Regions from separate parts of the Mus musculus genome. Here all the other regions are linked to region 3. Evidence: chromatin loops called from intact Hi-C (ENCODE). Cell type or tissue: left cerebral cortex. All regions are shown on one strand. Region 1 overlaps Gm35239 (a long non-coding RNA gene). Region 2 overlaps Akap6 (A kinase (PRKA) anchor protein 6). Region 3 overlaps Akap6 (A kinase (PRKA) anchor protein 6). Region 4 has its middle 13 kb from the start of Arhgap5. Region 5 holds the start of Akap6 (A kinase (PRKA) anchor protein 6). Region 6 overlaps Akap6 (A kinase (PRKA) anchor protein 6). Region 7 holds the start of 1700031P21Rik (RIKEN cDNA 1700031P21 gene).

Region 1 (4,000 bases), 190 kb before region 3:
TAGAAAAGAATGCATATGCTAAGAGCCAGAGAGTAGGAGGGGATCAGTAGGTCACTGGAGAAGGGAGCTGGTCTTGTGAACAATTTGCTAGTCTTCCAAAGGCTGAAAAACTTGGCTGTGCACAGAGAGAGTGGTTAGGGCTTGGTCACAAAGGTCTTGCAGCTGATCTTTCAGATTGGAGGCCTACAATGGGGGCAAACGTCTTTTTCCCCTTAAGGTGGTTAAATTGAAATTCTAGAGATGTCAAACAATAAACTAAAGGCTATCAAAGCGTCAGTGGATGGTAGGTATTTACTAGTAATAGAGTTTTGATGAAAAGTTCTAGATCCAAGTAAGATAGGGAACTATAAAGAAGGTGGTGGTGACGGTGGCAATGGAGAGATGAGGCAGAGGGGATGGGAATGGGGACAACAGAGCCCACTCTCATGGAGCTTACAGTTTGTTCAGCTGCCAAGGATCAGCTCACCACAGCTTAGACCTTGGTGTTTGTATGTTTTGAGCATGAGTCACATACCGGCAGAGCGTGATTCCTCAAATGGAAAGTACCCATATAGTTCAAGATGTTGTCTCCTGCTTGCCCTGCCTGTCTCTTCTGAAAAAAGTGTAATCCCAAATGCCGGGTCCACCAAAGGGCTATTTTCTAAAGAAAGAATGATGGAGCCATGTACTTTTGAATGGTGAAGATGACAAACCTTGAGGTGACAGGACGGTGATGATGGGGTAAATCCTGACCCTAGGGGTGCTGAGCTGTGGCTTTAAGGACTCTGTTTCTCAGGGTCAAGTTTCACTCCCCATAGAAACAGCTGCATTGGCTCCTGCCAGGTCCTTTCCAGCAATAAGAAACGTTGTCTCAGGAGGCAGATACCATTTGAGAAAGTACAGAGCATAGGACATCTTGGGGACCCTATTATTTGGGGATGAGGGAAGACCAGACTGAACCTGAAAAGCAAAGAAGAGAGCATGAAGAGGGAGTATGAATCTAATAATCAAATTCAAGCTGCTAAGTGTTTCTAGGATTTTTATTCTAGGGTTCATTTTCTTTTTTCTGTTTTTTAGGGGGGGTTGTTTGTTTGTTTGTTTTCTGAGGCAGGGTTTCTCTGTGTAGCCCTGGTTGTCCTGTAACTCACTCTGTAGACCAGGCTGGCCTCGAACTCAAAAAATTGCCTGCCTCTGCCTCCCAAGTGCTGGGATTAAAGGCATGCGCCACCATTGCCCAACCCCTCAGGTTCATTTCCTGACTTGCATTTACTTAGGCCTGAGAGTGGTACTGTGGATATGATTGTTGGATGTTTGGGAGAAACACAGTTAATCTTACTTTTGTAGTTCAAATTATTTTTCAAAATTACTCACAAAGCTCACAGTCGTAGTCCCGATTCCTAAGTTGCAGTGGCTTCTTTAAGAACTACATGGTGTGGGTTTTCCTTTTGTATGGGATGTTTTTCCATTACCTTTCTTGTTCAGGGCAGGGCACTGCAGAATGAGATCCTTAGTCCTAGAAAGCAAGCCATCTGCCTTGTGTAGTACCTGAAATAGACACTGAATTATGGTGGTTCTCCTGTGTAACTTTGACAACTGCACAGCTTTTCTCCTTAAAAAGAGGCAATGCCAAGTCCATGGATGATTTTTTTTATATATACTATAATTGCATCTCCACAAACACAGGTGACAGATGACAGTGAAAGCTTCTGTTGGGACTAGTGCTGTTTTCAATGCAGAAGCTACGCGCTGGGTTTCTAACACGGAGATGGTATTGATCCAAGCCTTTGCAGTTGATCATCCAGGGTTTCCTTGTGTTATGCTTCTTCCTGCAGTTTCTGCTTCTCTGTGAAAACCAAAGTATCATGTAACCAGGATTGTAGGGTGGAGTGTGAGTGCGGCTTTAAAATATGCAGAATCCTTTCCAACACATCGGGCATTTACAAAAAAAAAATGTTTTTCACGTTGGGGATTGAATTCAGAGACTCGTGCTTGCTAAGCACACCCTTAGCCCCGCTAACTTTTAAAGAACTGATACCAAGGACCTCTGAGAGACAAAAAAAAAAAAAAAAAAAAAAAAAAAAAAAAAAAAAAAAAAAAAAAAAGCTGGGTGGTTTTGGAATTTTCTATGTGAGTGTTCTGCCACCTGCTGGAAAGGGCTCAGCAAGTTCTGAGAGCTGAGAAGCAAAGAAGCTGGTGCAGTTCTGGGCCCTCTTCCTCTCCACCCGGGCCCACTCCCAAGGCTGGCAGATAATAAAGCCTACAGTCTCTGTGCGGTTGGTTTCCTATCGACTCTCACAGGCTGGGAGCTGGTTACCCCACAGGGATTTCTCCTCTGACTTGTGTTGAGCTCGCTCTCCCAGCTCAGGCCTGGGCTGCTTCGCGAAGGGTCCTCACATCATCTTCAAGCTTCAGAACGCCAGGGATCCAGTGTGTTGCCTGGTGTTCCCTGTTTGCTTTGGTTTAAAGTGAACACAAAACAAAATATCTAATCCAAGTTAGGCACTACGTAAGCAGGAGGGCCAACTGACCCACTGAGAAAAGATATAGCCTCTTTCTCTCTGTAAGGATTATAGTCTCCCTACTCCTGAGTGCCAACACGGCTTCTTATTAAGTGATGCAGATCAGAGGCGTAAAGTACCATCCTCTAGACAAACTGCTGCAGCCTTCCTGAGATAAGCCTTACCCATTGCTAGCGTGCACCACCGAGGGCTGTTGTCATCACTTCCTAGAAGTGATGGATAGTCGTTGAACTCTCAGTAGTGCGTCCGGCCACTTTCCCCAGTCGTTTACAAACAGTTCTGCTCTAATTGCATGTGGCCTCAGCGTCTGGGAAAGGCTGAGGCATACAAGCTGGGGTAGATTAGGGAAGGGAGTGTCCATCCAGCAGCTATGAGGAAGCCACCATCCATGTTGCGTGAAGACTTTGCGGTGTGGCTGCTTTGGGGCTGCTGTCAGTGTCCCTTTACTCATGCTGTACACATAAGTCCCATCAACGTTCTGGTCCCCTGAGGTCAAATTTAGTGGACTCCAAACTTTGATTTGTCATTGAGATTTGGGGTGTGTGTAGGGTAGACATTTACATCTTTCTCAGGGAAGGAATTTTGGTGACAAGAATTAAAAATGTTCATTTTCCTGGCCAAAGAAAATGTTAGTAGCAATAAATCAAACTCCTTGCAAATGTTTCCCGATCTATAAAATCTCCAAATTTGGGCAAGCACAGTTTTTAAACCCTATGGTCTCAGCTTTTCTTTCATGTGACAACTTGTGAGAAAAAAAAGTGGGGTCAACAATTCTCAGTTGTGACTTCCATCTTTTCCCTGGAAAATTCGCCATAGAATTTTCTGTGCTGTGACCCACATAGGAACACAAAAATAAAAGCACAGTGGAATGAGGGTAGCGTCTCCTCACTAACTGGGTCGCTGCTTCCTAGACGGATCTTGTCTGTAGTAAATGCTTGGCCTGATTTCACCGTCCTTCAGGTCGTTTACTTTCTCTGGAGTTCTGGCAGGAGGATGCCCTTCCTGGATGGATGTGTGTATGCTCCTCCCATGGGGAAAACTTAGATTTTTTTGGCAGCCAGGCCCTCAAAGCAACTGGGACAGGGTGTGGAGGCCCAGCTTTGTCGCCCTATTGAAATTTCTCAAACACACAATGCTTTGGAAATATTTTTTACACAGGAGTACAGCATTTTAATATCTATGATTAGCTGAAAAAATAATAGCTACTAAATGAATAAAACTGACTTTATTATTAAGGAATATCATTATGAATTTCCCCCAAATGTTTTGAAGCTTTAATTCAGGCAACCTGTGACAATTAAAAGGGGAAAAAAGAAGACCTACCCTGGCTGAGGCAGGTATGGTAGGTGGCTTCATGTAACCAGAACTGAAAATTGGTAGTAGAGAAAACCTGAATTAAAACTTACTTTAAAATTAACTTTAAAGAGGGTAGATGATGTGATCGGAGTAGGTGGGGGCTGAGAAAATTTGTACTTAATCCAGAAAGTCACAAGGTGACTTCA
Region 2 (4,000 bases), 63 kb after region 3:
CACATCTAGATTTTCCTCTGCCTTGAATTGGCATCTCTCATTGTCTTTGTGACCAGATACCTGACCAAGCAGCTTAAGGGAGGGGATTCATTTGGCATGCAGTTAGAAGGGACACAGGGAAGGCGTGACCTCAGGCAACTTCATGACAGGGTCACATGGCTGGGCCTCTTCACTTCTCAGCAGAACTGGAAGCAGAGGCCAGACTGGAAGCTGGATGTGGAAAGCTATGTCAACCTCGGGGCCAGCCCCAGAAACTCATTTCCTGCAGCAAGTCTCCACCTCCTTAATGTTCCATGACCACAGCAGCAAATAGCTGGGGAGCACGTGTTCAAGTATGTGGGCCTATGGGGGCCATTCCCCATGCAAAGGGTGAAGCAACCCCACTGTCCTGTTAGGGAGAACCTGAGAACTCCCCTTCTGCCCACAGCCCCACCCCCACCCCACTCCCGCCTCCGCGTCTTCTCTCCTTCCATCTTTTCTCTCATCCCTGCCTCTTTACTCTTCTGGACCTTGTCTTCACTCCAGCTCCCGAGAAAGAAAGAGAGAAAGGCAGCCAGCTTTCTTCTGTGGACGTGAATGTTTGACATATTTCTTCTGTTCACACACCATTGGTCCAGGTCACCAGGGAGCTTCAGAAATGAACCAGCGTGTTATTGCTACAGATATGTCTTGCTGTAACTGCTGCTTAGAACAACTTGGTGAAAGGAGGGGACTGTGAAGTTAGAAGGAAAGGGGCCAGAGAGGGAATCGAATGCCAAATATCTGCACAGCAAAGTTACGAAATGAATCTGTTTAATGAATGTATGACTACATGAATGAATGACTGTAAGAAGCTAAGTGTAAGCTTCTTCTAGACTAGGGTCATAAACCAATGATCCAAGGGACCAGGTGGATTGTGGAAATGAGTCGTATAGGATGCATAAATGAGGGACAGTGGGCTGATTCAACTGGAGCCTACACAACATGTCTAAAGGACAACACCTCTCAGCTGCAGATGCCATTTGTGTGGGAATGTGACTTTGTACGGCAAGAGATTTTTTTTTTTTAAGTAGGAAACCTACATTTTATGTGACATCTCTCAGTTTTAAAATTTTAATCTGAGCCGTTTTTAAATAGATCCAATAAACACATTCATGGCAAAGATTTGGCTTCAAGTCACCAAGCTGCCATCTTTGATGGGAAACTACTTAAGGTTTTTAAGCATATAAGATTGGTAGCTTCTATACATTAATCTGACCCTCGTTTGGGGACATGCCTCTAAGCCATGGCGATTTTCAGCTGTGGCTGCTCGTTACAACTGCTGGAGGTTATCCCAAACACCCCAACCTCAAACCTTACCCCAGAGCGATTAAATCAGGCCCTATTGCTTTACAAACTCTTCCAGGAGGTCTGGCAGGATGGCTCTGTGCATGAAGGCGCTGGCGTGCAAGCCCGGAGCTCTGAGTTTGATCCCTGGGACCCACTAAAGGAGAATGGAGAGGATCAGTCCCACAAACTGTCCCCTTACTGCTCTGCACGTGGTATGGCACATACATATGCACACACTAATAACAATTGTTAAAGTTCTTCAAGCAGTCGCAATGTTCAATTAAATTGCACAGTAATCCTTTAGGGCCAATTTTAAAGGGTTTTGCAGTAGGCTGTTTATGTTACTACATAACTGTGGATCCATAAAGATGATTTGTTACGTTTTTGGGTCTGTCTTAAAATAAGAAAATGACTGGGCGTGGTGGAACACGCCTTTAATCCCAGCACTCTGGAGGCAGAGGCAGGCAGATTTCTGAGTTCAAGGCCAGCCTGGTCTACAGAGTGAGTTCCAGGACAGCCAGGGCTATACAGAGAAACCCTGTCTCGAAAAAAACAAAACAAAACAAACAAACAAAAAAAGCGGAGAAAAAGCTAATTTTCAGATTTCAAGTTGAAAATTGGGGGCTAGGAGAAGTAAAGATTTAATAAACGGTTCTCAGGGAGCACATCAAGTTAGGTTACGCAGTAAATGTTATCTTAAATGCCAACACTATGGCCGTAATCCAAGTTGAGAATTCTAAATCAACACAATGGTTTTAAAGATAAGCCCACAAAATTCTCTTTAGGGATAAAATAATAAGTCTTCAGAGTAATGTGTTGTGGCAACGCCAGGAGAGAAACGCAGCCTTGCATTAACCCTGCTGATAGATTTGTTGAGCGTGCCAAGGTCATTGTTCAAGGTTGGTTGAGAAGAACCACAGCTTAGAAACAAATCCCTTCTTGTTTTCCCAGGAGGAATGCTGCAGTGCCTTCTGTGGTTTCTACAAAGCTTGCCATGGGCCTTGACAGAATATTAGTGATGATTTACCACCACCGTGAGGCTATGCTAGGCACTGCATCTGGTTCTCTTGGAAAAAAAAAAAAGTTCTGTTCACAAATATAAATGTGAAAATGAAAATCTCAAAAAAATTGTAGGGTGGTGTGTGTGTGTGTGTGTGTGTGTGTGTGTGTGTATGTGTGTGTGGTGTGTGCTGTGGTGTGGTGTGTGTGTCTGTGTGTGTGTGTGTGTGGTGTGGTGTGTGTGGTGTGTGTGTGTGGTGTGGTGTGTGCTGTAGTGTGGTGTGTGTGTGTGTGTGGTGTGTGTGTGGTGTGTGGTGTGGTGTGGTGTGTGTGTCTGTGTGTGTGTGTGTGTGTGCTGTGGTGTGTGTGTGCTGTGGTATGGTGTGTGTGTGTCTGTGTGGTGTGGTGTGTGGTGTGGTGTGTGTGTGATGTGTGTGTGTGCGCTGTGGTGTGGTGTGTGTGTGTGTGGTGTGGTGTGGTGTGTGTGTGTGTGGGTGGCGTGGGATGTGTGGGGGTGGTGGTGGTGTGGGGGGTGGTGTGTGTGTGTATCTGTGTGGTGTGTGGTGTGTGTATGTGTGTGTGTGTGTGTGATGTGGTGTGTGTGTGTGTGTGTGTGTGTGTGGTGTGGTGTGTGTGTGTGGTGTGTGTGTGTGTGTGGTGTGTGTGATGTGGTGTGTGTGTGTGTGTGTGGTGTGTGTGTGTGTGTGTGGTGTGTGTGTGTGTGTGTGTGGTGTGTGTGTGTGGTGTGTGTGGTGTAGACTCTTTCTTGGTATGGAAGGACCATGACTAGGGAAGAAACCCAGGTATCCGTATGACTACAGCAGCAAGATGCCGTTGACATTCAGGTTTACATTTTAAAGACAATTTTAAATTTTGAGAGAAGGAGGGCAAGAAGGAGAGAGAGAGATAAGGATATAGGAGAAGATGAGGAGAGAGAGGGGGGAGGGGGAGAGAGGGGAAGAGGGAGAGAAGGAGGGTTTTTCTGCCTTGTGAGCTCCAGGCTGGCTACCCCATGAACCTCTGAGTGACTATCCAGTCCCCTCCTACCAGCTCATAGGAGCACTGGGGTTGGTGGCCTGGTAGCAGCATCTCCAGCTTTTGACGTGGTCCTGGGATCCAAGCCAGGTCATCAGGCTTGTGTGGCAGCTTTTATCCATTGAGTTATCCTGCTGACCCACGTTTAAAAATACAATTAAAGCAACGCTTAGGACCCCAGTGAATTATTCTCTTCTCCTTTAAACATGAAACAACAACTTTTCATTACTGTGTGGTATTTTGGAAGGAGACAATCACAAATCTGAAAAAAAAAAAAGATATCCTCTGTTGCTTACTTGTAGAATTTCAGGAAAGATACTAAATAGCCATTCCTTTCATACTTTATCACATTTGATTGATAAAATATGTAGATAATACCACCGTTATTAGTGAAGAAAGATAGAAAAGCTACTACTCTGACCAATGATTCACAGTGGGCAATTGAGTTTTATTCACAACTCCACTTATTAATTACGAACACTTAAGTCTCTTCAAGTTTACAATCAAAGTTCTATGATTTTAGTTTGATTTTATTTCTTGAGATATAATCTAACTTTGTAGCCCAGGCTGGTCTGGAACATACTCTGTAGTGCAGACTCGGGCTTGCGGTGAGCCTCCTGGCTTGACCGCTTGAGTGGCGAGGTTAGCGGTGAGAGCC
Region 3 (4,000 bases):
TTGTCGCCTGCTGGCTGTGCTCTGGACACCATCTCTCTGCCCCTCCCACACTAGTGATGGCCTCTCTACCTCTCCAAGCACTGGATTCGGCAAAGGAACCTTTCACTGGGCATGTGCAGAGCTGGAACCTGATAAGAACGCTCATAATTACACGCTTATTGTTGGGGAAGATGCTGGCATCTTGAATGCCAAGGACATTGAGAAGAAATGACATCAGAAAGGCTAGTTTTATACCCCAAATATTCCATACTCTATACTCCTGGAGGAGTGCCAATCTTCGTCCCTATATGCCTTGCTTCCTACCCAGGAAATGAGTACACTGAAGCCTTCAGCAACAACACATAGATCTTTCAAGGCACACGGCATTAAAGTGGAAGATCCTTGTGGGCTGGGACTTTGCTGATTTGGGTTTAGGCCTCTGTGTGTAGATATGCTGTGGCTGCAAGCTTCTACAGGATGTTAAACACTTTTGCTGAGGTCCAGTGGATGAAGATCTTTGCTGGCTCACCCAGCTGCAGTGCCACATGAGAAAGTGTGGTTTGAAGCAGTGGGTTTTTCACTTTTGGTGTACTTTGCTGTCTTCCTGCTTCTGAACATTGTCTTTCTCAAGTACCTCCTGTAGACACTCACGTTTCTTCCTCCTTATCAAAGTCCTACCATCAACATGACAACCTTCAAAGACTCGCCAGTCCCCCAGTGCCCTGCACAGCAGTTGGGCAAAATCCTTTGCTGAAAAATTTTCACATTGTTTTCATCAACATTAATATTTCTAGATATCCATCGCAGACCATCAGTAGTAAATAGCTCTTCATAAAATAGGAATGGGGGTCCTCTTGCTCCTGCTCTTGCCTTCCTGTTCCTGCTCTCTCGCTTTTCCTTTCCCCCCTCTCTCCATGTGTGCATGGCCGGCCTCTACTTCTCTCTCTGCCTTTCTCTGCCTCTACAAGCCTTTCAACTCCCCTACCCATGCCCTGAATAAACTCTATTCTATCCAAAAAAAAAAAAAAAAAAAAGGAGGGCTGGAGGGAAGGCGCACATAAATAAAAATAATAAGTCTTTTAAAAGAGAGAAAATGAAGGGACTAGGGGAAAGGGAGATGGATTGTCTTGCAACCCTTATGACCAGAGTTCCATTCCCAGAACCCAAGTCAGAAAAGGTGGGTATGGTGCTGTGCCTCTGTAATACCAGAGTGCTATGGCAAGAAGGGAAGTAGGGGCAGGAAGAACGTGTAAGAACTCACGTATCAAGAAAGACCCTGATTCAAAACCCAAAAAAACTCACGACAGCAGAGGAACAAGGTCGAGTGAGAGAACTAAACCTCTGTGACGTGTATTTACATGAATACACACACACACACACACACACACACACACACACACACGTGTAACGATTGCTTTCAACCCTGTAGTGATGTTACTGGTAGGCTTATTAAGCAGGCATTCCACTAGCATGCTTGCTGATCCCTCCTCTATTATGTTAATCCTCCCTGACTCATGGGTTTTACTGCGAGAACTAATGCAACTTCGTGAAATTGCTTTACTCTGACACGAGATTTTGTGCCAGGAAATCATTTCTAGGCATTGTCTGATCAAGTTCATCAACTTGCTACAAAGTAGCCCCTGAAAGCAAGAGAGGGCTTTGAGTTGCTCCCAATCGCCAACGCTGAGTTTTAGAACCTCCTTTGTATGACTGCACTGAACGGTCTTTGTGACCCATAATATTATCCAAGTAATTTATGAAGAATTAAAAAGCATACATGTACACATTAAAAACACTAATAGATTGTGCAATGTTTAAATTCCCAATAGATTAATGGCATTCTGCAGTAAAAAAGCCTTTAAAACATGTCCAAAGGTCTAATATAAACCCAAGATCATTTGGATTTCTATCTGTAAAAGTGTGGCAAGATTTAGTGACTCCCAGAAAGGAAGCCCCTGGACAATTGGCATTCACTTGTTCTGCAGCGCCATCTAGTGTTCATGGAGAAATGCGCTTTTAAGCCTCATCTTCCTCAGCCTTGCCTTGCTGCTAAGATTATCTATGCAGATTTCTACCTCTACCTGGCAGCCAATGATGCTTAGAGATGCTTCCAACTTACATAACCTTATATTAATTTCCACGGTGAAGGATCATTGATCGGTGAAGGATCAATCAACTAATGAGAAGAATTGGTGTATGTATCAGTATGCATATGTGATGTATTTTATTTCAAGACTACTATCTTTATTTCCCAATAAAATAGCCCATAGATGCTGGGATTTACTGGTTTACTTTAAATTTAATTGCCCTTACAAAAAACATCTTAAATGGCAAAACATTAATTTCCCAATTATTATTATAGCATTTACTATATAATATAACATATACCACAGTACAAATGTCCTATTAGGTCCGGGGACTGTCTTACATAATATTGCTCCCTTTATGCAACTTCCAAAAAATTCTTTATTGCTAGAAAAAGCTACAAAGCATCATCTGGACTCTAACATTCAGAGCTTTGCTGCCCTAAGTGTGGTTCCTGCACTGGACGCTTAGGCAGCCCCTTGGCAGATGTTAGCGTTGCAAAATGTCTGTACCCCACTTTGCCTCCCAAACCACACTTCTCACTTATGATATCCCAGAGTTTCAGATGTACATAAAATTTGAGAGGAACCTGTTTTAGAAATGTCTTCCCCTCATGTGCTCATTGGACAGTAGTCAACCAAAACTGGAGACTTCCATTACAATTTCAGATTTACGATATTTTATTCTTGGAGAAAGTTACATAACTTCCCTGTCTGACTCGTGGCTTATTTCAGTGTATCATGGTTGTTGCTGAGACTCACACAGCGGCTGAACAAAGAGAGTACATTCCTCCCCTGTCCAATCTGTCATCTTCATCTCTGCAGAACCAGAAGCTGAGAGGAACTGCCGACTGTGAAATTTAGGGCACGCATTCACTACCAAAAATATTTAAGTCTGCTGTGACAGAGTCATGATTTGAACCCACAGTAGGAGGCGAGGCTTAAATCTTCACAGCTGAAGCTCAAAGGAACACTTAGAAGTAAAAGGAGAGGTTTTAAATCATGGCTTTCCTTGGGCCTTAATTCTCTCTCTCTCTCTCTCTCTCTCTCTCTCTCTCTCACACACACACACACACACACACACACACACACACACACACACACACACGCACACACACCTTTAAACCTAGCAAGCTTCCTATGAAAATCAGAGTATTTACAGCCATCCATTCGCTTCTTTTTGGCTAATGTTCAGTTGGTTCATAATCTAATACTATTCCAAATTCACTCAAATTCCCCGAGACACTTATCTAACCATTTCAGATAACAGAATAGACTTCAAAGTGCAAGAAAATCTCTTTACAGGCTGAGGCTAGTTTGGAAAGTATTTTAAGTGCACAATTATGATAAGCCAGGTTCTTACATATTACAAAATTTTCCCCTTTTCTAAAATCTGGGCTAATAGCTATTAAATATTTCAAATTAAAACTCAAAGTAATATATTGTTGGTTCATTTAAAAATTTCAGAATTTAAAAGTAATAAATGGATTGGTCCATAGTCATGAAAATTATCATTGCAATTAACACATAGTTCCACAAGCTAGGCTAAATCCCATTATCTCTGTGGTTCTAATTATCGAAGGGCTTAAAGAAAGCAGAAGTTATTTGACCCGTGACTGGCCCTGCAGTCTGCTGGTGAGGGTATACGGTAACGCATGCTGCAGCAGAACTCAGATGTCCTAAACTGCAGATTATCATGCACAACCTTTCTTGGGTTGTCTTACACGTCAACAGGGAATTCCAAGGTCACGGCCACGAGCTAGGACGGATTCACATCCCCGTGCCTCTCGACTGCTGAATATATTCTACCTTCCTTTGCTTTTCCTGTAAATCCTTTCAGCATCCACTGGCTTAATTGGGGTGAATGGAGTCTGTGCCTCCCACTAGGGCAAATGTCTTGATTGAATAATTAGTGTTAATTGACACAGGCACCTCTG
Region 4 (4,000 bases), 330 kb before region 3:
CAGCTCCCACATAGTACCACCAATGAGCTTAAAGAACAATTTCCTCATTTTTTTTTTCTTAAAATATTCTCTTTTGGGCGGGGAGGGTGAATGTTTCAGTTTTTCCCCCAGAAAGCGCTGCGCCCGTTCAGGTTTAAGAATGGCACTCTCTACTCACTGCTTAGTGCGTCTTATCTACAAGCATAGAGACATTATCAGTCACAGAATGCTGGCTTCTAATCCCCATTTTAAGATTTCTATGGCTACAGAATGCCATGCTTTATTTTTAAAAAAGAAATAAGTAACAAAGACAAAGAGCAGTGGCGACTTATATGTTCTAGTGAGTAGATTACTATTAAAAGTAAGCAACGTTTTACGTTTCCAAAACTTCTAAGTCAAGATAGATGATGCAGGACTAAAAGGAATGCCAGGTATGAAAATTGTTGCTTGTAAACCGTGGTAAAATTGGGGGAGGGTCCTTTATTAAGAGCAATGATATTTCAAGTCGTTTCTGCACCTGGTGTCAGATCCTGTAGTTGAAAATTATGCCTAATGCTAATATTTCTTTTATGAGCCTTGATTTATTTGACTTCTCATATGTTACTAAATACCCATGGTTAAAGATTTTCTGGTTGTTTAGAAAATAATTCCAGAATCATCTTAGCATGAGTACCATATAGTACTTAACATTCTATTCAATTCAGGTTAAGGTTTTTAATTGGCTCCAGGCATTGTTTAAGGGTTTTTAGTACAAAGATTTAAAAAAAAAATACACAAAACCACATTCTGTTCAAGCCTAAGTAGGGGATTCGAGCTTCCTCTTCTTAATTTTCTTCTCTCTTCCCTTCTGACTGACTTCTCTGTGTCACTTTCATTGCAATGGTCCTCAGCTTCCCCTATTGTCTTAGTTTGTAAGTATCCTCAGAGCACAGCCTCTGGTGCAGCAATGGATGGAATCAAGGATTTTAGTTATGACTTCTTAAAATTAAGGAGCGAATAACAGAGGAATTAGAAATGTCTTTTCTGCTTCTAAACTATTTTAAGTTTACCTTTGAGGAATAATGAACCGTGGAGGGACACAGGGAAGGAACAAATGAACAGATCTTCTGCTGGAATATTGTGACAGATTTACTGACAAATATTTTCTAACCAATTTGTACCAACAGGCAGTTTTTGTTTTCTTTCCTGACAGAGTGTAAATTTACTTCTGGATGGCAGCAGCTACGCCATTATAACACTAAAAAGCAACCTTGGCTAACTTCGGTACCTTATGTAGCCTATGAATAATTTGAATTTTAAAGCATTTTTATATATTTACTGATGATAAACTATTTTCAGCACAGGAAATGAATCTTGCTCCAAAGAGAAATACTCCCCCCAAGTCACTTTACATGAACCAATGAATTGGAGCAGATTTACTTATTTTTTTTCCTTCTAACATCTCCATTTAAAATTAGGGTGACCTTGGGAAAGTCACAAATAGTTCCTTCAGAGCTTAAAGGCCTTGATTTTCCTTCGTTCAAATTCTCTCTGCCTTTTCACGTCAATGCACAGATGAATAATAATACATAGAAAGCTCAACCAACGTACTCCCAAACGCGTAATTTCTAAGTCTCAAAAAAAGACCGAATGTATTCTAAGGCAGTATCATGAAAGTCGGGAAACAGAGTTGGAAGTTGAGCTTATGGTGAGCCCTTGGGGCTACCCTAAACCATCTAAATCTTGGCGTGTGGCTCAACTTCCCTAAGAATAGCCAGGATCAAGGGCCTGCGTCTGTGTCGTGCCCACGGGGAAAGGACTCCTCTTGCTCACGACTAGCTCAGGCTTCTGTCTGAGTGGCTCCAGGTGCCGGAGAGCGACGCAGCTCAGGCACATTCTTTCCTTTGCATTCTTCAGTGCCCAGAGACCTAAGACTCCAAGGGATTTATGGAGGAACGATCGGCGCCCAAGCCATGCCTTGCAACGGCTAACACAACATTGAGTTCCTTTGCAGGACTCCGAGTTACGGCCAAATACCGAAGGAAGGCAAGGGAGAGGGGCAGGGAAGGCTCGGCGACCATGCTCGGCGTGAGGCGCCTGAAGCGTGGAGGATGGGACGGAGGAGGAGCGGAACGCGGAGAAAGGGGAGAGCGGAGGAAAACCACTCACGCCAATGGGTAACAGGGAAAAGGTGAGAAGGAAGGGAGTAGGAGCGGGAGCCAATGGGTGGGAGAGGCGGAGAAAGGGGGAGGGGCAGAAGCCAATGGGGAGCGGGCCTGGAGCGGGGACGCGGCCCCGCGCGCTCGCGCGCCCCCTCCCTCCGGCGCGGCAACTCGCGCCTCCTCGGCTCCCGGGAGACGAGGGCAGGGGCGGGGCCGAACCGGGATCGCGGCTCGGGAGGCGTCTGGAGGTGAGCGCCGCGGGGCGGGGGAATTCTGGGGCGGGCGGCGCGGGCACGCACGCACGCGCGCCCCCGTGCTGCCCGCGCCACCCCCGGCCGGGTGTGTGTGGCTTCGCTCGCTCGCTCGGCCGCGCGCGCGCGTGCGTGCGTTCCGGCGGTGCGCGCCGGGAGAGATGCTGAGGTAAAGTTCGGGAGAGAGAGAGGGAGAGATCCGTCAGCGCGAGGAGCCCGAGTGGCCGCCATTACTGAGCCCAGCGCGACGGCGGGCGCGGGGGAAGGGGGGAGGGTCGGGGCTGCCGCTGCCGGCGAGCGGGCGGGTGACCGGGCAGCGCGAGCCGCGGGGCTCGGGCTTTCGGGGCGTGTGTGTCGGCGAGGGCGCGGGGAGCGCGCCGGCCGCGAGAGGCGAGCCGAGAGTGGAGGAGGCGGCGGCGGCGGGAGCGCTCCCCAGGAATGTCGCTGCCGCCGCCACCGCCGCGGCCGCTGCCGTTGAGGAGGCGACGGAGGAGACCGGCGTTGTTAGGTAGGACCTCGGAGAGCCCGCTGCGCGGGGCCTGCCTCTCCCCTCCCGCCGGGGACCCTCGGTCGCCGCCGCCGCCGCCGGTTGTAACCAGTTGAAGGGGCTGGGGCCGGGCGCCTGGGTCCTCACAGGCCGGGCCGCGGGGATACGGTCGGCTGAAGGGCAGAGAGGCCGGAGAGGGGGCCGCTTTCTCCACAGGTGACCGGGCCGGGGGCGGCGGAGGCCTGCTGATCGCCGAGCTCGTGCCGGCCCCGCCAGGCGTCCTCTCCCCGCGCCGCCACCTTCACTTGTCCGGGGCTTGGAGGGTTGCGCGGGGAAGGAAGGTGGCGGGGTCGGCCGGCTGGGCTGCTGCTGCTGCTGCTAACGAGTTCCACCTGGAAGGGGGAGCGCGGTGGGCGCGGATCCGCAGACACAGGACCGCGGCTTGCAAACTTAACCGCCTTTCCGGGGGATCGGCCCTTTCACTTTTTTCTTATCTCCTCGGCTCCTCCCTAGGTTCGCCACCACGTTCCCAGCTGCTAAAGCTTCGGGGTAAGGGAGTGAGAAGTTGCACTGCGCAACCCAAACACGGGACTCCGTCCTGTCGTTTGACTGCTCCCAGGGTTGGGGCTTGGATCCCGAGTTTCTGTTGGAATAACCTCTAAAAATTTCCCTCGGTTCCCAAGCAAAGAAAAGTATCGGGGTGGGGGTGGGGAGCAGCTCGGGAGCGCGCGTGCACTTCTCCACACATAAATACACTCCCTCACACCCTCCCTCTCCAGCGTTATTGGGAATGCAAGTGAGGTGCAAGCTCTGGAGAAGCTGAGGCTGCAGGGTGCTAGAAAGTAAGGACAAACTATTAGAACGACTAATAAAATTCCGAGAAAGTTGGAGGGGAGAAGTTCATACTTTTACCATAAGACGGGAATCCAGTTTGGGCCAGTGCTTAGTAAATAACAAGGAAACATACACTAAATCAAAACCAAGATAGTGAGATGAGAGGACTTCCTCAGCCATCTAACCTTATATGTCATCAGCTTATTTTTTCTTTGGGAAGGTAGAAACTAAGGACATTTTTAAAAATGTTCAAGTAACGAAACATTTTTTTTTCTCTGTTTACTAGTGTTTGTGCATGTTGCCTTCCG
Region 5 (4,000 bases), 130 kb before region 3:
TCATCAGGGAGTGGCACTGCTTGACAAGGATTAGGAGATGTGGCCTTTTGGGAGGAAGTGTGTCACTGAGGGTGGGCTTTGAGGTTTCAAAAGCCCAAGCCAGTCCCAGTGTCTGTCTCTTCCTGCTGCCTATGGATCCAGATGTAGTTTAGCTAGCCTAGAATGTCAAAAATCTGACTTGATGTCAGATTTCCTGAGATGTCTGATCTTTCTCACCATGCCTAGAATCTGGAAAGGGAAACTATGGACATTTTCTCATTCTGAGAAACTGTGTTCAGGTGTGATTGAGAGAAAATGTGGATTTGTCTGTCTTAGGCTGACTTATTTTGCTAAATGTCATGATCTGTAAGTTCTTCCCACTTTCCCTGCAAATGACATAATTTCATTCTCCTTATGACTGGGTAAAATGACATTCTCTTTTATCTGTCTGTCCTGTTGGCCTGCCCTCTTCTCTTTATGGAACCTTCTCTGCAAAGGCTAATCTTGTTCTAGCTCTATGGCTTTCACCCTATTTATTTCTGGAGGCCTAAGAGTTTTTCAGGGAGGCCAGCAGTACTCTATAGCAGGCAGGGTTAATAATTATGCCAAGAAGGGTCCAACAGTCTTGACTCTGGGCCTCTTCACCCCTGCCCCAGTGAAGGAAGCCCAGCTTTGCTCTGTAACATAAAGGAAAAAAAAATTTAAATATTATTAGCAAACCATGATTATTATCTAAGTCTATCCTCCCTCAGACGAAACCCCTGAGCCCCAGAGAGGCTACTAACCCTGAATACACAGAAGGAGCTCTCGGAGGAAATACCATCACTGGTAGATTTCCTGAGCCCCAGGTCGGTGCTCTGGGCTTTGCAGTGGTTCCATGCTGACCTCTCAATGTGTGAGTACCATGTGGTCTAAGATAAGGGAGTCAAGCTCTGTTGTGCTGCTGAGTGTATACACAGGTTTTACTCTTGTTCTTCCCTTCCTTGTTCCTTATTAGGAAAAGCAAGAGCAATCATGACTTCACATCCAAGGCAGGGCTGCTCTGTGGAAGGCTGGATAGTGGCACCTCTTCTGATTTTATCAGTTTTTCTTTACAGGAGGCTGCCTGAGTTCCTTCAGAGCCTCCCCTCCAACCCCACCACCCCCTGTGCTGCTGATTAAGAGAAGTATGGGACAATTAAGAGATGATTGGACAATATAATTGTCTCATTCTGTATTAGGTTTCGGAATTTTGTGCTTTCTCAGAGCTGTAGAGACAGAATGGATGTAGGTCAGCTTGGCTGTGCCTTTCTCTGTCAGTGGCCTGCAAGCCTTAGATGAGTGAGATGGGTAGCTGGTCCACGGTTAGCTCTCCTCAGGGTCACAACATGATGCTTGTTTATGCTTCACACTGGAAAGAAAGGACTGATTTCTTTGGATTTCCTTTCCTTTCACTAACTGGAGAAATCCTCCTGGAGTCTTGTTTTAATGTGCCTGTCAGAGGTCCAGTGGGGGAGGGGAGAGAGTAATAGCCTCCTTGGTAGGCAGTCTTACAGCCTCAAAAAGAACAAAACAAACCCCAAGGGTTGTGAGTGGCAGTCACAAGAAACTTCTACAGGTCTTCCACTTGTTCCAGATTTTAACCCCAGAAGATACTTGCCTTTTGGCCATGTGTAGGAAGAGTTCTCTGTCAGATAGGGGAAGGGTCTCTAGGATCCAACCTCTTTTCACTGCTCCTGAAGGTTAAGTGGTAGCGAGTTCTCCAGCAGCAGGCTCTGTGGGGTGGTGTCTACCCGAGAACACCCTCAGGGCAGACCTAGCTGGCGGAGGCTTTGCCCATGTTCTGACGATTATTAGTCTGTGCACTTTAGAATTAGACTCACTTGGTCAGCTGTTTATTACATTTTAAATTGTTTCAAAATCCATGCTTTGTTCTTTTTCTCTTTGTCAGATGAACTAAACCTCTTTTTAATAACTTTTAAAGAGGTATCGTTACTAGCCAGGGAGAAGAGCGATCAAATTGCCTGATAGGGAACCATGAATACGAGTTTGTATTTTCTGAGTACTGAATCGACATTCCACTTGCACCTTTATTCTCTCAATGTAGAGCAGCAAACGAAGAGGTAATTTTTATTTTGTTTTCTAAAATTATTCTAAGAAATCCCCTTTTAAACTTACAGATTTTAGTCCAATGAGGAGCCCTGTTTCTTTGGACTGCATTTTGCATATTGTCTGCTTCTTACAGGGCTTTTGTATTGTCTCAGGCTCCACTGGAAATGCAGCAAGGATTCCTAGCACATCCCAGTTGCCATAGCAACAGCAGCCTTTCCCATAATGAGCTGCATCATCTGAACTGATGTCACAGCATCATGCAGCAGGTCAAACAAGGCATCTCCTAGTATTGCATCCTACAGATGTGCTGTAAACATCAAAAGGCGACGTTGGGAGCAGGAGATGGTGAGTGTTAAACGTTTGGGCCTTAATTGCGACGCTGTTTTGTTGGTTAGTCTGTGGCGTCTACTAAGGCAGGGATGGGGGGATGTTGTCTGCTTAAAATGGACTGGAGAAAGAAGGGTTGTTTTGCCTAATTCTGTTTTCAGGCTGCTGTGTTAAGACAAAGGCCTGTGAGAGTCGCATAAAAATCAAAATGCAAAGATTTCTTGCTCCGTCTCCGCCTGTTATTTTTAGTATTCTCATGAATTAAAAAAAAAAAGCACAGAAAATTTTCTATTGCAAAAGCCTAAATAAGCTCTGAAATGTGTAGTTCATTGTATTTTAACATTGTAAAGATATGTTTCTTTTTTTATGAGGCAGGGCTAATTGGTCCCATTTGCTTCTGTGATTTATGAAATATTTAGTGACTTGCAGAACGGAATTCAGTATTTACCTCCATTGGGTTTCAGATTCTTCATGGCAAGGAATGAGTGCTGAATAAGCATTTGACATAACCTTATGTGTATGTGAAAGGGGATTCTCTTGCATGTTCAAGAAATAATTTGTTAAAAACATTAAGACTGAAACCAGATGAAATTATCTATGCCTTTTGATTTGTGTGGAATCTCTTCAATTCATGTCCTCCATAGTTAAGAGGCTGAAGCTGGAGTTGCTTCCAGGCTGGTTTGTAACTGAGAGAGGAGCAAGTCTCCCCTCTGCGGCAGTTACAGTCAAGGATAACCCGGGAGAGAGACTCTGGAAAGGCCAGTGGCGCTGCCGCCCGCCCGCCCGCGGGCTCATGCTTAACTCTAGCCCCAACCCAGTGTGATGGATAAATGTCAGGGGCCTTGATGCTTGTTAGGAATGCAAATCTCTGGACCCGGAACCTCAACTCAATTCCAAAGCTCCAGATAAACATACGATGTTTACGTTTAATCCAGGGCTTGCTTTTAAGAATCGTTACTATTTTATTTGCTAAAAACCAGTCTAACAGGTCAGTATGGAACAGGGTATCATTGCCTTTTGTTTTGGGAAATGAAATGAATTTCCTTGGTGCAACTGATTGCTACTGGGGGAGAGAAAGCACATGCCCGTTCAGTTGTTCAATCTGCCGGCTTACAGTCAGGGAGTGGTCCTGTGTTTCAGTGCAGTCGAGCTGATAGTTTTTATTTATACAGTCTTACTGGAAAGAATAGCACCCCCTGAGTTGCTTGTAATTAGTTAAGATTGCTGGAGCCTAAACAGTTTAGATGGAGCCTAAAACAGATATTTCAGAGGAAGCCGGAAAAGCAACATCTCCAGCCAGCTTGCGTTGATTTTTCTCTCCTATGGAGTTGGGCACAGCGGTCCCATTAGGCACAGGCACTAGGCGGAGTGGTACAGCTCGGGGTTTAATTAGTTTGTTTACCCCACACCACACACATGCTACTCCCAGTCTTTTAAGCTTATATTGCTCGCGTGCAGCTATATGGGATGGAAGAGGTCAATTCGGCCTGGCCTTCCCACGAGCAATTAGTAGTATGGATGCTCACTGCCTGCTTTTTGTGTGTGTGACGCATAGTATGAACAGAGAGCTCTGCTGGGACCGTTGGGTGTGAACGCAGCCAAG
Region 6 (4,000 bases), 110 kb before region 3:
TGTTAATAATTTAGAAAAGCAGAAATAGAAAGATTATCAATAGCTGTCTGTATTTAACTTTGTAAATCGAACCTAGCTTAAACGGTTGCTGGTAGAAATTGAATATTTAATAACATTACTTCCAGCTTAATGATGAGAATTGTAACCTTTGCTTATCTCTGATTAGGACCATAGAAATCACAAATTAGAGTAGTTGCAGATTTTGTTTACTTTTTTTCTTCCCTGGTGTTTTGGGGCAGGGTCTCACTCTGTACCTTAGGCCTCAAACTCACTGTGTGGCACAGGCTGGCCTTCATGAACCTCTTGTCTCATCCTCCTGAGAGCTGGCTCTACAGGCATGAGGTACTACATTGGCTGGCCTTCTTTACTGCCACTGGTCTTCAAGGCACAGCCACGTCTGGGACCTAAACTTGGCTCATTTATACTGTACAACATGTACAACCTTGAAGGGCTTTTGAGGCTGGGCTCTGCCGTTCTCAGTTGCTATTCTCAACCAAGGACTGGTTTTCTCTGCAGGAAAAATAAAATGAAGCTAAGTGATAGAAATCTTGGCCACAGCTCATCTCCCTTGTACAAACCAACAAGCTAGAACACTTCTCTGTAGTGCTGGGCCTTGTACAAAGAGGTGAAAAGCTGTCAAAACCGCCTTGAAGTCAGAAAGACAGGGCATCCTCACTGCTCATCCACTGCTGCTTTCTGTCCTTAAACAATTTGCTTACAATTTGCTGATTTTTTCCAACATAATATTTTTATTGATTCTTCAGGAATTTCACATCATGTGCCCAGATCTCACTCACTTCCCAGACTTTCCATGTTCACCCCCCCCAACCCTTGTGACCCCCGCCCCCCCCAAATTTAAAAATAATAATAATAAAAAACCCAAGCCCAATTTGATTGCCTATATGCTCACTGGAGCACCGTCAAATTCTCAATGTCTTGCCTCTTAACAGATCTGAGCCTTCCCCTCCTGCGCCCTGCCAAAAGCCTTCAGCTGTGGAGAGCTGCACCCTTATCACACAGTTTAAGAGTTTTCTTTGGTGGCTTCCTGTTTAGGTTGTTACTCTCTTTTGGGGCGGGGGGGACGTACAGTTACCACAGAAGCCTTCCCTGTCCCTCTTTCTCAACTGTGCATCTACAGTCATCGGTATCATTGCAGAAGTAGCTTTTTTGCTCTTCACAGTTAGTGAGAGCACAGATCATGGGCTCCTTCCACGAGATTTCTGGTGACAGTTCAGATAGTACACCGACGCAGAAGGACCTCAGACGCAGATAAGGGCCTCAGAGGCAGCCTGGACCACGGACATCAACATGGCTTTAGGTGGCAGCACAGGTCACTCAGATCAGTATGGCCCCCAGTGACAGCACGGCCCACGGACATAGACCATGTACATCCAAGCGGTCTTCGGTGGTGATACGGGCCATAAACATAGACAACGGCTGTAGTAGGACCCATTCCCCAGATATGACCCTCAGAGGCAGTGTAGACGTGGGCATCACTATGGGCTCGTGTGGCAGTGCAGGCCCCAAAACTTGCTTATTTTTAATTCCCTTGCCTGTGGATTAGAGGTAATTAGTTATTTTAATAATCTCCAGTATTAAAAGACAGTGCAGGTGTTTAGACTGATGTCCGATGCAGTGAGTTCCTGGTGTGGTAAGTGGGAATAGGAATTTATTTCCGAACAGATTGAGCCCATTTCACCCAGGCTCATCTATGTCTTACACATTTCTTCTTGCTTTGATTCCTTCTTCTCTCTAGAAACAACCAAAGCCCGACCCTTGATTCTGCCTCCCTTCTTGCCTTCCCGGTTCTCTTTTCTAAGAGCCATGCTTTCTGGCGGAGTAAGACACTCTGCTGTTTCCCCAAGCTGGCTCCTACACAGTACAGATCTGGATCAGGATGCATGGAGACTGCGCACAGTGCGCTCACTGCGGAGACTGCTCAGTGGACATTTGATCTTTCTTACCTTGCATCCTTTGCCGTCCTGGTGGCCCTCTGTAACGTAGGGAGTTGTCTTCCCCATTTGTGGGTCTTCGTGCAACTGTCATTTCAGTTCAAGAAATGACACAAGTCCTAAGTCAGGCCAAGCCGGAAAGTCTGAGACACCGCCGGACAGATCCTTCCTGCTACCTGTTCAACCCCACCCTCGATAGTCTTTTCTTGTCTTTTCTATGGATTGCTTCCATTCTTTTCCTGGAATCTGGGCTGCTCCCTGTTCCCTCAAGCCACGTTTTTGCTCCTGTTAGCTCTGTTGCTTAGAGAACAGATACTGTTATAAGGCTATGCGTCTTAACTGGTAAGTTAGAGAGACATTTCAGTCTTTACGTAATGCATTCTAACACCTCAGATCTGTCTTCACAAGTCTCTGTTCTTGTAAATCCGAACAACACTGTCCTGGCTCTCTCACTTCTTCATATGGTTTCTTGCAGTCCTAAGTTTTCCAGTGGGTTTGTTCTCACACATATAATTTTAATTGCACCACAGTCCTTTTAGGAGGAGAGGGAAGCCTCCTGGTTTCTTTTCTGGATAATGTTTCTAAATGCATTGAACCAAAAACATAGAACGATACTGAGATGCAACTGTAAAAGTACTTCTGAAAATTGTGATACACCAATGCATGCTTTTGTTGTTGTTATTTTAACTTTGCGTTCTATTTTTTACACAGTGTTGGTCCAGAATGGCTTGGGACTCACAGTGTAGCCCAGGCTAGTCTCAAATTCACGGCAGTCTCTACCTCAGTCTCCTGAGAGCTAGGATTACAGGCTTGAGTCATGATGACTGTTTAAAATATGTTTAGATGATTTTAATATTGTTACTGCTGTTTGTTTTGGGACGGGAATTTTGCTATGTAACCAGCTGGCCTCGAATGTTCTTTACCCACAAACTCCTGGGTTATAGGGGTTAGCATCATGCCCTGTTGTTTTCTTTCTTCCTTTTTAAAATTAATTACACTGAATGACAAGATTCAGGGATAACCCTAATAACTACTATAATTTTAAGCAGTAATTAGGATAAATGTACTCTCGGGATATACGTAAGAACTGTGGTGTGGTTTATTCTGGTGATCAGAGGCATTGCTAATACTTGTGGGGTGTGCTTTCTGTATTTATAATTGAAATTATTTGGGGGAAATTCAGTTAGTGACCACGAGGTTGTAATCTTTTTCCCATTTTAGTTTCCCGACCTTTTAAATTCTATCCACAAAGCCATTAGGAGTCCAAGGACCCCCACCACAGTGTCCCTGCCTGCACCTCTGCACAGAGCTGTCATCTATGCCAGTGTTTGATACTGCCACAAATATCCCCAGGACCCAGCTTTGTCCCAAGCTTGGATGCTAGAGACCATCCCTGGAATGTCCTCAGGCAGTCACCCTACACTTCTTTCTTCTAGGCTTTCTCATGCCCTCTCTGTTCCACGCCTAACCCCTGGTATGGGCCTCTTCCATACACCTTTCACAAAGCTCCGGAATGGCCCTTCTGAGAAGCTATTCTGCTCCAAACCTGAGAAGACCTCTTCTAAGACATTCAGTGGTTACCCTCCTGCCTATAGATTGCAATCAAGAGTTCCTCGAATGTTGTGAGAAGCTTATCCACAGGCAATGGCCTCATCTGCTACCACCCTCCTCTGTTCTCTGCGGATACCACTTACTTTGACAATATATGCTCATGTGCACCTTCCTGCGCATCTTTTGATTTTTCATGCCCAGAATCTCTACACAGGCTTCTTACACCTTAGCTTTGTCCTCCTGATAATTTTTACTCATCTCCCAAGTTTTTGATACTTACATATAGTTGTCTCCCTCTTTCCTCTTCCCTCCTTTCTTCTCCGCTTTTCTGCTTGAATTTAATCTATGTTTCTAGTGAGGGTCATATATCATTATATATTTATATATTTTTCTTTTCCATTGAAGTGTAAAGTTCTCAATGAAAAACATGTATTTTAAATAAACACATACATCAGTACACAAATAAATACATAAACATGCATTTCTAACTTCTAAAT
Region 7 (4,000 bases), 230 kb before region 3:
AGGGGAGGGGTAGAGTCTGTAACCTAGGAAGACTAAGGGAGTGGGGTGGCTGGGTGGAGAAGTCTTCATCCCGACTGGGTAAAGGCTTTCTAGGCGTAACTTGGGGGGATGAACACCCTGGCTCTGTGAGCAACTCCTCCTTTACGTCATAGAAGGAAGCTCAACTCACCATTCCCTCCGCAGAGTGTCCTTTGGAGGACTCTTCTGTTTGCTGCTGGAACAAGGATAGGCCTTGTCTGTCTGCTCAAGAGAAGGAATTTTAGCTGACTAGCCTAGGCTGGGCTTGTATTCACTATGTAGGGAAATCTGCCCTTGAACTTCTAGTTCTTCTCTGTTTCCCACCCAAGTACTGGGATTACAGGCAGGTGCCACACCACAGCCGACTAATGGTGATAATTATAAGCACACAGGAAAACCTTTGCCCAGACTTCATTCTGAGAAATACTGAAACCACACCAAACTAGCAGTTTCTGACCTTTGTCCCTCATTTTACAGCCCACAAAGCTATGACTTGAACAGCTAAGACTTCGCTGTTATTTAAAATTACAACAAATATTTCCTCCAAGTAGGTATGTTTTACACATTTGTATCATAACAGGGCTAACATGTCATTTAATATACAGGAAAAGGAACGGAAGTACAAGAGTGACTCTGCTATTATTCTACTCCAAAGTGAGCAGTGTAAATCCTTAAATTTCCCTCTCAGGCCAAGTAGGTGGGCTTCCGCCCTTGCATCTGTGTTCCGGATGTTTGGTTACCAGGCAACGTCTAGCGCCTGCCAGACACCTGTGAAGGGGTGCGGCCCCTGGTCCCCGAGCCTCGGTCCTGGACCTAATCGGCGCCTGCGCAAAATGTGCACAGGCAGGCGTTACCTGCGACCGGCCACCCGCAGAGAGTGGACGGGCGTGGCCGCCCAGTCAAACTCGCGGGTCCAGGCCGGGCAGCGCCTGCTGGGAACAGACTGTACCCCAGGCTCTAGAGGACCTCCCCAAGCTTTTGCTGCGTTCCTAGAGTATGGTGCCCATAGTTCTGGGACCGAGTAGGCTATGCTGGGGAGGGGTCACCTGGCGGGTTGGGCATACTTCAACAGGCATTGGACTAGTGGAACATAGGTAACAAGTGTCCTGTTTTAGTGTGTGGGGGGAGTAGGTGATCGAGTCAGGGCCCTGGTCACTTAGCTGCCACACATTTCTCAAGCTCCCACACAGACGTAGGAGAACAGCGAGCCTCCCAGCGTGCCGGATAGCGGACTGCTTAGAGAACTCACTCCCCTCCCCAGGCCTCTAGAGGAAGGCTCTTACCCAACATGCACCAGGAGCTAATTTGCATAACCCCAAGGTAAACCACACGGACCCACGCCGCCAGCGTGATCCCCACTAAGCAGCAGGGGTTCATGAGCATAGCTACACAGTTTCACTGAAAAAACTTTTTCTTTGTTCCCGGGTTTACTGGGAGGCTAGGAGAAAAACGCGGGTCAAAGTCACCCTAACTTAAAAAGTCAGGAATTCTTCGTCCTTATATAGTCCACGGCTAGACACTACGATCGTGCTCGCTTCGGCAGCACATATACTAAAATTGGAACGATACAGAGAAGATTAGCATGGCCCCTGCGCAAGGATGACACGCAAATTCGTGAAGCGTTCCATATTTTGGCTCTGCTTACTATGAACAGGTCATTGGACCAAATTCCAAACAATAACTTTTGACTTCTCCCTCACAGCGTCTCCAAGTCAACCCAGCGCGTCATTCTTAAATCCTATCCTAGCTTTTTACTACTGTATCTGGCCCCTAGTGCTTGTTTTCATCAACTAAAATCTGCTGTTATTAAATTTGGGGAATGCATCATTGGCCAGTGTTTCTTCCAGGCTACATGCAGAGGGGCGCCTAGTGAGACAGATCCTAATGGCAGGCTGTTTTTTAGCTGTTACACACACTCGGGTCTACAAGCCGGAAGAGAATGAACTAGCGACGCTCCTGCTGTTTCCCTATTAGGGCTCATCAATTCATCAATGTAAATTAAAAAAAAAAAAGATTAATAAAGAAATTCATAAACTAAAAAGTCTTCTAAGAGAAAAATGTCATTATTCCCGGGGTGCTTGGGGTTTAGTATTACCTACCTGTTACCGCGAAACTCCATCTTATAAAGATATATACAAAGTTGCCAGCATTGTAAACTAGAATCTCAGTTTACACCCAATGTACTTTATTTAACACTACAGAGAGATAACAAAAATCGAGGTTGCAAAATATGGAACGCTTCACGAATTTGCGTGTCATCCTTGCGCAGGGGCCATGCTAATCTTCTCTGTATCGTTCCAATTTTAGTATATGTGCTGCCGAAGCGAGCACGATCTTAAGGCCTAACCGTGGACTATATAAGGACTCAGAAAATCAGATTCTTTAACTTAGGGTGATTTTAGTGCTTACGATCCTCGAACTCCTCCGTGCACCCTAAAACGAAGGAGAAATTTTTCAGCAGAACTGTGTGGCTAGACTCTTGAAATCCCCCTGCTGCTGAGGGAATTGCGCAGGCAGCGTGGGTCCGTGTGGTTTACCACGGGGGGGGGTATGCAAATTAGAGCCCGGTGCATGTCGGGTAATAGTCTTCCTCTGGAGGCCTAGGGAAGGTGGTGAGTTCGTGGCTCTCTCCCCGCGCGGCATGCCGGGACTGCGGGCGGTGAAGCCTCAACTTCTGTGAGCCGGCAGACTCCGTACCGCACAGCTCTAGACTAGTTGGTTTCACCACTTAAACGTTCTAGGGATAAGCACATTGGAAACAGAAAGTAGGGAACAAACAAAAGTCCCTAACTACCCTACCATTAGTAAGTCCTTTACTATATCTTACATTACAGCAAGTCCTTTCTATATCGCTTAATACTCAGCTCGCTCTCAAATTTACTTGATTTCAAAGATGCCATCTTAGAAATTGTCATAACATAAAGGGCTATACTTAATCTCACATCTTATTTAATGGCGGTATGCTTTGACTTCTATTTTCCAACGATCATTATTCGTTTCTCTTCAGGCTGTTAATTTCCTGAAGAAATAAGATACCTTGTTGTGGGTATGTCTTAGATGTGGTCCATTGTGTTGTTATGGATTTTATGTTGCTTAATTTGTTTATTCTCCCCGTTTCTTGAAAATGTGTAGTTTTGCAGAGGCTGAGAGTTTGACTTTAAAAAAAAAAAGCCGTATGCAATCATGATGGTAGGGCATGCACTTGATATTGTACCTCATCAGGAGCATGTGACGTTGACATGTGAATAATGAAATCTCATGGAGTCAGTATCCTGACACCTCCATTATCAAGCTTTTACAAATCTTCCACCCAATGGTTTTAGACAACACTGATAAACATTGTTCTGGTATGTTCGTATTTAACCCTTGGGTAGAGCACGCTGGCGCGGAAAGCACAGAGTTGGCCACCAGAGAAAGGGATGACAAATGAAGAAAGGGGTGTTGATTCTGAGTCTCTGGATCATTGGATTCCATAACCAGGTGTTTCCCAAAGTTGGAGCTAACAAATTACCTTCTTCGGGCAAGATTGGAGGTGTTTGTTCCCTCACTGGGCAATGGTTCTAGAGCCCTGCGGTGCTAGTTCTGAGCCCTGGTTTCTAGGGCTGTTGTCGCACAGAATTTTGTAAAATCCAGTGGACACACAGAAGCAGCCTCTCTTCCTCTCCTTCTGTTAGCATGAGATTTGTCTGGATATTTTCAATATGTTTCCGGTCAGTGTCTTAGGGGTTTATTGCTGTGAAGAGACACCATGACTACTGCAACTGTTACAAAGGACAACATTTAATTGAAGCTGGCTTAAAGGTTCAGAGGTTTAGTCCATTATCATCATAGTAGGAACCATGGCAGCATGCAGGCAGACATAGTGCTGGAGAAGAGCTGAGAGTTCTACATCTTGATCTACAAGCATCAGGAAGAGACAGTGAGCCACTAGGCCTGGTTTGAGCTTCTGAGACCTCAAAGCCAGTGACAAATATGCTCCAAC

What was found. Hi-C counts contacts between places; a loop is a spot of excess contacts. Peaks named below come from ENCODE experiments on the same cell type or tissue, not always from the same donor. Only the 100,000 strongest peaks of a DNase experiment are listed, where the experiment ranks them.
Region 1: it touches region 3 in a loop (5-fold over the local background); 14 of 42 quality-filtered maps call a loop at or near these places.
Region 2: a loop joins it to region 3, with 4 times the contacts of the local background. A loop is called at or near these places in 14 of 42 quality-filtered maps.
Region 4: it touches region 3 in a loop (9-fold over the local background); 22 of 42 quality-filtered maps call a loop at or near these places.
Region 5: it touches region 3 in a loop (4-fold over the local background); 6 of 42 quality-filtered maps call a loop at or near these places.
Region 6: a loop joins it to region 3, with 2.9 times the contacts of the local background. A loop is called at or near these places in 5 of 42 quality-filtered maps.
Region 7: a loop joins it to region 3, with 2.5 times the contacts of the local background. A loop is called at or near these places in 7 of 42 quality-filtered maps.

The regions. Positions count from the first base shown.
Region 1 is chr12:52,635,883-52,639,882 of GRCm38, forward strand. All of the region lies in intron 3 of Gm35239 (a long non-coding RNA gene), which reads left to right. Among named protein-coding and RNA genes, the nearest start is that of Gm23296, 33 kb to the left of the region's middle. In left cerebral cortex, a CTCF peak has its summit at 2,130 (motif pointing left); DNase peaks (open chromatin) are centred at 1,779, 2,101 and 3,327; H3K4me3 peaks cover 524 bases; H3K27ac peaks cover 976 bases.
Region 2 is chr12:52,893,588-52,897,587 of GRCm38, forward strand. The region is part of intron 4 of Akap6 (A kinase (PRKA) anchor protein 6); the gene reads left to right. Among named protein-coding and RNA genes, the nearest start is that of Gm51971, 97 kb to the left of the region's middle. In left cerebral cortex, a CTCF peak has its summit at 2,334; DNase peaks (open chromatin) are centred at 238, 2,289 and 3,374; H3K4me3 peaks cover 220 bases; H3K27ac peaks cover 400 bases.
Region 3 is chr12:52,830,457-52,834,456 of GRCm38, forward strand. The region is part of intron 2 of Akap6 (A kinase (PRKA) anchor protein 6); the gene reads left to right. It overlaps Gm51971 (a long non-coding RNA gene), which reads left to right. Exons shown (of 2, transcript XR_003950181.1): 2 at 1-1,356. Among named protein-coding and RNA genes, the nearest start is that of Gm51971, 34 kb to the left of the region's middle. In left cerebral cortex, a CTCF peak has its summit at 1,973 (motif pointing left); DNase peaks (open chromatin) are centred at 235, 1,982 and 2,883; H3K27ac peaks cover 1,264 bases.
Region 4 is chr12:52,501,509-52,505,508 of GRCm38, forward strand. It overlaps a transcript of Arhgap5 not described here. Among named protein-coding and RNA genes, the nearest start is that of Arhgap5, 13 kb to the right of the region's middle. In left cerebral cortex, no CTCF peak of the experiment used is centred here; DNase peaks (open chromatin) are centred at 2,199, 3,236, 3,356 and 3,596; H3K4me3 peaks cover 2,599 bases; H3K27ac peaks cover 3,415 bases.
Region 5 is chr12:52,697,028-52,701,027 of GRCm38, forward strand. It overlaps Akap6 (A kinase (PRKA) anchor protein 6), which reads left to right and starts at 2,356. Exons shown (of 14, transcript NM_198111.2): 1 at 2,356-2,415. In left cerebral cortex, no CTCF peak of the experiment used is centred here; DNase peaks (open chromatin) are centred at 2,280, 3,105, 3,511, 3,786 and 1 more place; H3K4me3 peaks cover 2,337 bases; H3K27ac peaks cover 2,375 bases.
Region 6 is chr12:52,717,548-52,721,547 of GRCm38, forward strand. The region is part of intron 1 of Akap6 (A kinase (PRKA) anchor protein 6); the gene reads left to right. Among named protein-coding and RNA genes, the nearest start is that of Akap6, 20 kb to the left of the region's middle. In left cerebral cortex, no CTCF peak of the experiment used is centred here; DNase peaks (open chromatin) are centred at 1,949 and 2,339; H3K27ac peaks cover 721 bases.
Region 7 is chr12:52,602,243-52,606,242 of GRCm38, forward strand. 1700031P21Rik (RIKEN cDNA 1700031P21 gene) reads right to left here and starts at 80. Exons shown (of 3, transcript NR_045910.1): 1 at 1-80. Gm35239 (a long non-coding RNA gene) reads left to right here and starts at 711. Exons shown (of 7, transcript XR_001780617.2): 1 at 711-2,822. Gm23296 (a small nuclear RNA gene) reads right to left here and starts at 2,349; the gene lies at 2,243-2,349. LOC115488100 (a small nuclear RNA gene) reads left to right here and starts at 1,546; the gene lies at 1,546-1,652. In left cerebral cortex, a CTCF peak has its summit at 1,872; DNase peaks (open chromatin) are centred at 852, 1,307, 1,699, 2,318 and 2 more places; H3K4me3 peaks cover 2,870 bases; H3K27ac peaks cover 3,091 bases.